2 separate regions of the Mus musculus genome follow, and region 2 is linked to region 1. Evidence: chromatin contacts called from ENCODE Hi-C or POLR2A ChIA-PET data. All regions are on one chromosome and are shown on one strand. Each heading gives the region's core, a stretch centred on a gene start or an enhancer-like site at or near the end of the contact. The rest is flanking DNA. Distances are from core to core; before and after follow the strand shown. Region 1 holds the start of Ptgdr (prostaglandin D receptor). Region 2 holds the start of 4930431P03Rik (RIKEN cDNA 4930431P03 gene).

Region 1 (5,095 bases), core at 1,478-3,977:
TAAAAATAAATAAATAAATAATCTTATAACTGTGTGCGTATGATGCTGAGATGTGGGCATGTGGAGGCCACAGAACAACTTTGAGGAGTCAGTTCTCTCTTCCCACCTTTGTGTGGGTTCCACAAATTAAACCCATCTTGTCAGGCTTGCATAGCAAGCACCTTTATTTACTTGGTGAGCCATCTTTGCAAGTGTTTTTAAAGCATGCTCAAGACAATTGATCCTTCACTTCAAAAAAATTGAGATCTAAAATAAATAAATAAATAAATAAATAAAATAAAAATTGAGGTCTAGGGATGCCAGGTTTCATGGGTAGGAAGGATGAGACTCAGTCCTCACAGGAAACCTCCCAAAACCTTCCAGATCAATAACATCAATATACATCACTCAGGTGTTTCACGGGAAGACATCTAGATGGTCTCTAGCATAAGATATTTTCACTTAAAAATTCTAAGACAAACAGAAACTAGGTCTGCTTACTCTGAAAGCTGACAGAAAAACATAAGATTATAAAGGTCATAGGACAGGTTTGCCTTCCCTTTCTAGTTGTAAGAGCATAGGGAACCAGCAGCTCTCTCCTCAGCCTCACAGGGGGAGGAGCTCAAGAAGGTACTGGAGGCTTGAATAAATGGTAGCTTCATAGCTCGACAGTGATGTCATTTGATAGGGTTTCTAGGAACAGGGACTAAGGACTCTGATGTTGTGCTGAGGGCTGGATGAACAGCAGCAAAGCAGGCAGGAAAGGCTCCAGGAAACACCGTGGTAAAGGCCTGCTGAATTAACCAGGAGGAAACGTGTGGTTTCCTTAATTGTACCCATTACAAAACCTTTGAAACACAACATGTGTAAACTCCATTGGGTCCCACAGCTCATATTGGAAATTTGTTTTTCAAAAAGGGCTCCCCACTCCCTCTGCCCTGCACCCAGGGCAGCTACAGATAAGTAGAGAAAGGCACCAAGAATCATGTGGCTGCTCTTCAGGAGCAGGCCAAGCAATGCCCTGGCAGAATTCTTCAACTGAGTTTATTGGCTCACCTTCAGATACCACAACAGGACCTCAGGGAAGGGTGAATTTCTGATGTTGATATAAACTACGAGGAATTTGTCTTGAGAAGAGACCCCCCCCCTTCAGATTCTACTGCCATTGGCCATAGAACTTCCTTCCCCTTCCATTCTATCAAGTGCACATGAGACTAGTCTAAGGTCATTATTTTCTAGGAGAAGGGGGGGGGGGTTGAGAAAGAAAGTACAAGACATAGAGCTAACCCTGTGCAGAGCCTTCATAGTCAGTGCTATGAAAGGCTTAGATGTTGTCCAGCATAGGCGGGGCCCAAAATGTTAGCTTTACTGTCATTATTCTGTGTCAAGCACTTTATTTTTCTCAGCCTCGCAGCAGCAATCCTGTGAGGTCAAAGCAGTCCCATGCCCCACAGAGAAGGACACTAAAATTCCTTCAACAGCTAAAGTTGGATCACTAAGCCAGAACCCTGATGCCCTCTGTAATTCCAAAGCTTGAACTCTTCCTACCCCATGGCCTGAGTTGCTGGCCAGACTTTCATGTAAAGGCAGCTTGTCTGCCCACTTCCCAGGATTCCATATATGAAGCTAAGCACCCTACCCTCTCCCTGACTCTGTCAATCAGGATAGAGAGCACCCCAAAGGAAACTCTTTTTGCTGAGGAATAATATATTGCTTACATAATTTGGCCCGAATCATCACTCTAAATTCCAAGCTGGAAGCCAGTTTTTGTCCAAGGATACAGAGTGTCAAATATAGAAACTCCCGTTAACTCTGCCCTCCCCCTTTTGATACAAGAAAATCACTGCCAGAAGGATAGAATATTCGCCAGTTGTCACAGACCAGAAGAATGGGACGGCTCTAAAACAAGGCCTATATGTTCTGGTTTCAAATCAACATGGAAACTTGCAGCTACCTATCAGCTATAAAACAAAACAAAATAAAATAAAATAAAAAAAACTTTCCTCAAATAAAATTGTGGCAACCAAAACACCAAGGACTTCCCATGCACAGTCTATGTCTTGACTCCAAAGGCACCAAGCAGCCAGAACAGATGGTGTTGTATGGCAATCAGTGTGGCTTCTGACACCCTATTCAATATCACCTGTTTGTTTTCCATGTGCAGAGAGAGCTGCCCCTGAAATTTGCTCTGCCTCTTGGGGAAACGAACCATGGAAACAGACAGGTATACTTAAGAAACTCCTGATTCCTGGTTGACTCTGCCGCTTCCAAAATCTGCCACCTGAAGCAGATCCCCTAACTTTTCAAGCCCCCCCCCCCCTGTTTCCTTACCTCACCATTAATCTCCACATTGCAGCGATCTAAGATTTGGAGTCAAGCCTTGAGAGTGATGGAAATCATAGCCCTTTCTCAGGCTCCCTGCTTGGCTTATCTGCAGAGTTCACGGCCAGCACCAGCACCTGGCTTTCCTTTCCCCCACTGCTCCTACTCGGTTCCCCTCTCCTTTTTTGCAATTCTCTTGCCTCCTCTGAAGGGCCAGCCTTAGACACTCAGATTCTGGGTACTTTCCCCATCTCCTTCTGACTCTAGGTACAGGTCTCTCCCTAGGACCCTGTGCATCAGGCTGAGTTCTTAGCAGAGCTGCTTTCAGCTTTGCAGCGCGGGATACTCACAGGGGTGGAGTCCTGCCTTCCTCAAGGGTGTGACTGAGGAGCCTAGATAGGAGGGCTGACTGTGAATAACACCCAGCCACCAGTGGAGCTCTCTCTGCTGCACAACCTCTGTGCCTTAGCTGCGCCCTGAGCAGCCTGGGGCTCCTTCACAGCGGGCCTGGCTGCAGCCTTTCTTCCAGTCAGACGGGACAAGGGCTATGAACGAGTCCTATCGCTGTCAGACATCCACCTGGGTGGAAAGGGGCTCCTCGGCGACGATGGGCGCTGTGCTCTTCGGTGCGGGGCTTCTGGGCAATCTTCTGGCGCTGGTGCTGCTGGCGCGCTCGGGACTGGGGTCTTGCCGGCCAGGGCCACTACACCCGCCGCCCTCGGTCTTTTATGTGCTCGTGTGTGGCTTGACGGTCACCGACTTGCTGGGCAAGTGTCTGATCAGCCCGATGGTCCTGGCTGCCTACGCGCAAAACCAGAGCCTAAAGGAACTGCTGCCTGCCTCAGGCAATCAGTTATGCGAAACGTTCGCCTTCCTGATGTCCTTCTTTGGGCTAGCCTCGACCTTACAGCTGTTGGCTATGGCGGTGGAGTGCTGGCTGTCTCTGGGACACCCCTTCTTCTACCAAAGGCACGTCACCTTGCGCCGGGGAGTGCTGGTGGCACCGGTCGTGGCCGCCTTCTGCTTGGCTTTCTGTGCGCTCCCCTTTGCTGGTTTTGGGAAGTTCGTGCAGTACTGTCCAGGCACCTGGTGTTTCATCCAGATGATCCACAAGGAGCGTTCATTTTCGGTAATAGGCTTCTCTGTGCTCTACTCCAGCCTCATGGCGCTGCTGGTCCTCGCAACCGTGGTGTGCAACCTGGGTGCCATGTACAACCTCTATGACATGCACAGGCGCCAGAGGCACTATCCTCACCGCTGCTCCAGGGACCGCGCCCAGTCAGGCTCAGACTACAGGCACGGGTCCCTGCATCCTTTGGAGGAGCTGGACCACTTTGTGCTGCTGGCTCTCATGACAGTGCTCTTCACCATGTGTTCCCTGCCTTTAATTGTGAGTTGCTGGGCAATAAAGTTTGAGAAACTGGGACACCTCAGGCAAGAACTGTGGGAACTTGTGGGAGGTGGGTTGGAAGGGCTAGGAGTTGCATCCAGGCCCTGGGAGGTTAGAACCTTTGCTTAATGCCCCAGGAGTGTGAATTCCATACACAATCCTAAAGTACAGCTCCGTGTGTAGAAGGAGAAGAGAGAAGTCAGATAAAGATTAGACAGATGAATCCGGTGGTGTCTCCTGACCTCAGCAAATCCTTTTCCAGTTAGCAGACACCCGCCTCTTCTCTTCTCCGGTTCCATGAAGTCTCCAGTCATCTGTGTGCTCTAGACCTTAGTTCTCTATTTCCTCACCAGGGCACATGCTGTGTAATATTTTATTTTGTTAGATCTGCCCTTTAGTTAAGTGGTGTTAGAAACAGATTAGTCAGGGAGTTTCTCTCTGTGTTTTGGCCCGGAGAGAGAAGGAAAGGTAAAGGTAAAGGTTTAGTTTATCCCAAGAGGATTACAGAGGTGAGTGATAAACACAGATTTAGTTCTGAAAAACTCTTGTTTGGTGGAAGGTGCCACCAGGGGTGGAGGGTGGGGGTTAGGGGCGTGGAGGGGGGGTTGGCAGCAGAGGCTGAGAGGTTTCAGGTGACAGGTTGTTTCCTCACGTGTCTTGATGGGTTTTGTTTCTGCCCTGGACGATGAGATGGCAACGAATCCTACTCACTTGGGTTCCAACATACAAGGAAAGGACTGAAGAGAGGGTTGGGGAAGAAACTGCTGCTTTAGGGATCACATTTGAACTAAATCAACAGCTCCCAAATTGCACCCCGCAGGCCAACTCTGCCCTTGTTGCTGTTTGTTCTTAATACAGCCAGGAATTAAGAATAGTTGTTTGGGTTTTTTTGTTTGTTTGTTTGTTTACAAATGAATATTCGTAATCAGTTTGACAAAAGACACCAAAGAGTTTGAGTCCCAATTAAGCTAAGCTCTGTTCAAATTATTAAAATAATTCAATTCTTTTATTAGCTATACATGTAAAAAGGTACAGTTATTGTTGTTGCACCTTTCATGTCAACAATAAAAACTGTAGAAGGAGGTAGAGACATGACTCAGAAGCTGTCATTAGCTGCTTTTCCAGAGGCTAGGGTCCAATCCCCAGCACACATCACCATCTGAAACCCCAGTTCTGGGGATCAGAAACCTGCTGATGGCTCCACAAGAAAGAACTAGGCACACGTGTGGCACACAGCTATACATGCAAACAAAACATCCATAGACAGAGGCTAAGAAATAAAAAACTGTGGAGCTATGTTTTATCTCTGGATCAATTAGTTTCTATAGAATACCCATTATTTGGCACCTTGGCCTAAAAACCTAAACCTTTTATTCTCTGGGCCTTTACAAAATACCTTCAGAT
Region 2 (5,276 bases), core at 324-2,823, 100 kb before region 1:
TCGAAAAACCAAAAAAAAAAAAAAAAAAAAGAAAAAAGAAAAGAAAGAAAGAAAGAAAGAAGGAAGGAAGGAAGGAAGGAAGGAAGGAAGGAAGAAAGAAAGAAAGAAAGACGGAAAGAAAGAAAGAAGGAAAGAAAGGAAGAAGGAAGGAAAGAAAGGAAGAAAGGAAGAAGTAAGTAACATTCCAGGACTGGTCCTAAACCACATTGCTATAATTGTTCAACTAACCAGTTCTGCTGCCCTTGTCCAGATTAAAAAATACCAATGATTCTAGAAGCAAAAGAGGGAATTAGAATCTATATTGCCCTGCTCAGCGAGACAGGCATCCTGATGCCCTGCCAGCCTTACTGGAATGTATTACTCTTACCTGTGAATAAACCTAGGACCTCTGATTATAGAACTGTCCTTGATCTGAGGGAAGAGCATAACAAGATTAAGGCCATCTACCCCACAGTTCCAAACCCATACGTTCTCATGAGTTTGATTCCTCAAGGGAAATAAGTGTAGACTGTCTTGGACCTGAAGCATGCATTGTTCACCCAGTGTAGGCTTAGATTTTTTAAAATCTAATTTTATTAAGGGTTTTCAATGGCTTTGAGCCACCTTCTAGCCCACCATACAAAGGTAGGAGAGAAAAGATCTTTAAAAAGACAAGGGGATGTGGACCAGTTTAGAAGTAGTTTTTTTGGGGCAATTCCAACCTCCATTGTCAGCATACCAGCAATCTAGTTCAGTACTTGTCAGCAGCCATCATAGGACAAGCTAATAAGTAGTAGGTGATCTTCTTGAGAAGGTCTGCTTATAATTCGTGACAGATTTGCTCTATAGGCAAGGCCTGAGAGAATTTATTTTAGGAAAGATTCCTGCTATTAATGTGCTTTTCCCGTTACTATTAAACGTATATAACAAGCACTATGTATTAGCCAACCCTTTTGAGAAGATATGGGACTTTTTCCTTTGAAGGGACACAAAGTTTACAATTTGATATTCATCCTGAACTTGAGCACCTATGTTGCCAAAACAAGGGGGTTTTCATTGCAAAATATGGGACTGAAAAACAGAGATGTCATGAAAACACATGGATGAATATATAAAAACAATGCCTACTCTCAAGCCATGCACAGTAAGAAAATACAATGCAACTTGCATAAAATTAAATGTGCAGAACAAAGATACTGGCCTTTGGGAAATAGGAAAAACCCGGAGAAATGAACTGTATCTCACATGAATGGACCTTGGGGGTAGATTTATCACGGAGAAGAATCTCCCTCATCCAAAGTCACTATAACTTTGGGTCCAACAAAGATCTCCTACCCATGCCACGGCCCTAACCAACTCTCCCCTTCCAAAGCACTTGACTTGCAATGAAGCAGAGAGAAATCTCTAGTTTTGTAAGGAGAGTGTGCCAAGGGGTCATAGGTGAGGATCCAGGAAAGGGCACCTCAGAAACTGATCAATTTGTGGAGAACTAATTAGCAGGTAGGCCATGGCAGTTCTCAGTGACATCACCAGTAGTCTCTTCCCTGAACAATCTCTTGTATCCAGGACAGTCCTAGAATCTTCTGTGATGTCACCAGTGTTGTGGTGACGACCGCCTGTGAGGTATTCCTTCAATGGCTTTTGGGTTCACGAACAGGCAAATAGTCAGGCTGCTCAGGCTATTTCAGAGAAAAAATGAAGAACAAGAAGATACAGATGGAAACAGAAGGAAGCTAGCCTTCTGTTTTGGTGGGAAAAAGAAGAAAGAAATTGTCCTGAAGAAGGCAGAGTGGGTCATGGCAGTTTGAGGGAGAGCCTTCTCCAGCACTTACAATCTGGAGCCTAGCATTTCCTAAATGGCAGACCCAGAGTCAAGAATTTTCTAATGATTAGTTTGGCAGAGAGCCAGGAATTGCCAAATCTGCAGCTGCTTTGCTGGGAACTCTTTAATTTTATTCTGAGTGACAAACAATGCCTCCAGATGCTGGGTGAGAATAACAGTGTTCCTCTCAGCATAGGGTGTTGAAGCACTTCATCCACAGCAGATTTCTGTAGGGTACGTGACAATGTGGAGCCAGGAACAAGGTATCCACTGATCATGTATCAAGGTCTCAGACACTTTGTCCTTGAACACCTATGATTAGGGCTTGGTGCTGCTAAGCAGTATGGACTCCAGGACTTCCCTTCATTACGCCAGATATGAGCTGACAATGTTCTGCAAATCTTCCTGTCTGGGCCAGCTTATGTATTTCAGGGCTAGGGCGATTGCAGTAGGGAGTGAGGCATATGTTTAGTGATGGTGGCTGGTAACAGGGACCTAGTTGGAGTCCAGCTCGAAGATAGCTATGCTGCTCTTTCAGGTTTCAGTGTCTCTATCATTCTCTCTTCCTCAGGCTTCTGTTTGGGACTAAGCATTGTCTCTCCTGTCTGCACCTCATCATCTATGCAAGTTTACTTGTGTTTATCTAGCTACAGAGTCTGCTGGGAAAGCATCGACCCAAACTTCCACCATCACTGAGCGGGAAGAGAGAATGAAGAGGTTGGGGAATCTGATAATTGATCTCTAGAAGATGATCTGTGAGAGGGATGAACTTCATTCAGTCTTGACCCATTACACCAAAAAGGATTTGAACCACAGGTAGTCATTTATGCCCAGTTCTTTGTTGACTGTCTTGAGCCCTCTCTGTTAACCCCATGTTTCAGAGTATTGTTCTGGTCCATTAACCAAGAACTTCTGTCCATGAAACAATATATATGATGCTTAGAGTTTCCTCCCTTCTGAGCTCTCTGAGCACATTGTACATTAAATCTCCCCACAAGTAGTCCTTTCAGTAGTCCTAAACCTAGCAGGGGACTAGTTCCTTACCGAAGACAATGAGTCATCCTGCCACTTTAATTCTTTATGAACATCACTTTTAGAGGCCAGTGCCTACCCTTGGGAAGCCTGGTATGCAGCACACTCCTGATTATAGGTTCTCTGCAGAGTGCATGGATTTCCTGTGAGATGGTTTCTCTAGGTATTGGCAGATTTAGGGGTTCCCAAGCTGAACCCGGGCAGGTTTCTTCACTAGAGGAATAATCAAAACCGTCACTGAAATCCTCTTCAGCTTCCCCAGAGGGCCTCCATGTGGCTTTCTAGGTTGCTCACATCTCTCCTAAACTGAGATCCAGTCACTGCCACACTGCTATTTTTCAATATAATATATCTGGATTATTGGAGATATGTGGGGCTTGTTTTTTTTTTTTTTTGTTTTTAAGTCCAGTACAGTATGTAGTTCACAGTTCAGTTTCTAGAAATTTTTAAAAGGTAAGAAAAATCCAGGCACAGGTGCTCTCTGACCCTTCTCCCTTGGAGATACAGAGAATGACCTCAATTAAAAGGTCATAATGGATTGGCCTGCTGAATAGAACTAATGTCTGTTGGGAAGCTGACATGGCAGGTCCTCACCAGGCCTTTCTCTTTTCTTCTCCTAGGTCTGAAATACTCCGGCAGAAGATCAAACAGGGCATAGACAAGTGCTCTCTCAGACAGAACTCTTCAAGGGGAGCACTGGGTGTGCAAAGCAAGTGAACCATCATTGCATCTCATCCCTGTAACCATGGCAATTTTGGGCTGCATTTCCTTTCTTCACTTTGGTTTACTATTTGTGAATAGGCCTTGGCTTTGTCTAGCCTCTGACCCATCAATAGTGCTTCTGGGTCCGATTGCCTTTCCTTCTCTGACAGAACCCTTGAGAGAACTGTGGAGGGGGAAAGAATGCCACTGACAACTTGGAGCACAACATTCTCTGCACTAGGATCAAAGCCTCCTCAGAAAAAGTTACCTCCTTAGAGATGTGAACTCAACAGGGAGGCAAATACCAACTGATGTCTGGTAAAGCAGTCAGAATCTGAGCCACTTGTCTGTTGGCTAACTACTCCATGGGGAAAGAAAATTAGATCAAGATACATAAAACTAGGTACAAGAATTACTCAGAACTCTGACACTCAACAAGTCATACCAGCAAAGGCACAATATATAGAGAATAGGTTGTTGGGAAAGTACTACTCTCCTAGGGGCTTTGGCAAGCTGAGTCTTCCATATGTGGTGGTGAATCTGTCGTGGGAACATGTTGATGCCACACTCTTTTCCAAACAGACCACACCCAAAAGCATATTTTTTCTCAGTTTAGTGTTGAAGGTATTCCATGTTACATATGTATGTGATACTGAAGTTAATGTTCTTTACAGATGACAGAGATCCCTCTCTCCTTGTGTTAGTCATTTATTTTTCCATAAAGAGAACTGCTGGGTATTCTTCAGTCTCACACCTGGATTAGAATGATTTGTTTTGAAAAAACCATTTATAGAGGACATCCAGATCATCTTTGACATTTGGGGGCAGGAGGATGCTCCCTCTGCATTTGTTGTGTCTAGAATAAGCACACACAGACATAGGTTGACTGAATCATGTAGTGGCCAACACATTACAGGATTATCCTGCTATGGACTTTATTTTTTATCACAGATCAAAGGCTTTGCATGAAATGCTGTGAATATTATGCCAGAAGTGGGTGATAGGTTTTCAGGCACTATCCATTAGGGCCTCAAAGAATGATCTAGAAACTCACACATAATGATAAGCCTGTGGCCAATAGGAACTATATATCATTTAGCTGGCAAACTAGATATTATGATGTTCAAGGGCTATGTGGAGTGTTGTTAGATAATGTGAAATCAGCTAAAAAAGTGTATACAATATGCCAACTGAAAATTATCCAGAGGCTGTGTGGTGACTTTCATCCTGCACAGAGGTTGACTCTCAGCTTCATAGATTCTGAGGAGATCCAGCTGAGTATTGATGAAAGCTACACTGGAATCTTTTATTCAATTTTACTGTTTTTTACGTACTCACTTTACACCCTGTTCACTGCTCCTCCTTTCAGTTAACTCCTCCCATAATCCCTCCCCCTCCCCTTCTTCTCAGAGTGGAGGGAGAGCCTGTGTATGCCCCCTACCCTGGCACTGCAAGTCTCTTTGAGGCCAGACAAGGCAGCTTAGCTAGTAGAACATATCTCACTTACTAGCAACAACTTTTGGGATAGCTAATACTCCAGATTTTTTAGGACTCACATGAAGACCAAGCTGCACATCTGCTACACATCTGGGAGGCCTAGGTGCAGCCTGTCTATGTTCTTTGGTTGATGGTTCAGACTCTGAGAGACCCAAGGGTCCAGGTGAGTTGACTCTGTTAGTCTTCTTGTGGAGTTCCTATCCCCTTTGGGCCCTGAAATCCTTCCTCCTATTCTTCTTAAGAG

Evidence for each region. A loop is a pair of places that touch in the nucleus more often than their neighbours do. ChIA-PET counts read pairs that join two places held with the same protein, here RNA polymerase II (POLR2A).
Region 2: a loop to region 1 is called in a map of regulatory T cell, with 2.1 times the contacts of the local background. The contact joins the promoter of 4930431P03Rik here to the promoter of Ptgdr in region 1. A Hi-C loop is called at or near these places in 6 of 37 maps with a recorded cell type or tissue (heart, left cerebral cortex and regulatory T cell). POLR2A ChIA-PET finds 5 or more read pairs at or near these places in 1 of 5 experiments (Patski).

What each region holds. Positions count from the first base shown.
Region 1 is chr14:44,857,007-44,862,101 of GRCm38, reverse strand. It overlaps Ptgdr (prostaglandin D receptor), which reads left to right and starts at 2,727. Exons shown (of 2, transcript NM_008962.4): 1 at 2,727-3,691. The coding sequence starts at 2,849. It overlaps Gm16976 (predicted gene, 16976), which reads right to left and starts at 3,521. Exons shown (of 3, transcript NR_167765.1): 1 at 2,652-3,521.
Region 2 is chr14:44,957,604-44,962,879 of GRCm38, reverse strand. It overlaps 4930431P03Rik (RIKEN cDNA 4930431P03 gene), which reads left to right and starts at 1,573. Exons shown (of 6, transcript NR_045059.1): 1 at 1,573-1,602; 2 at 2,449-2,617; 3 at 3,454-3,542; 4 at 5,085-5,195. All of the region lies in intron 2 of Gm16976 (predicted gene, 16976), which reads right to left. Gm41142 (a long non-coding RNA gene) reads right to left here. Exons shown (of 4, transcript XR_874576.2): 4 at 4,418-5,276.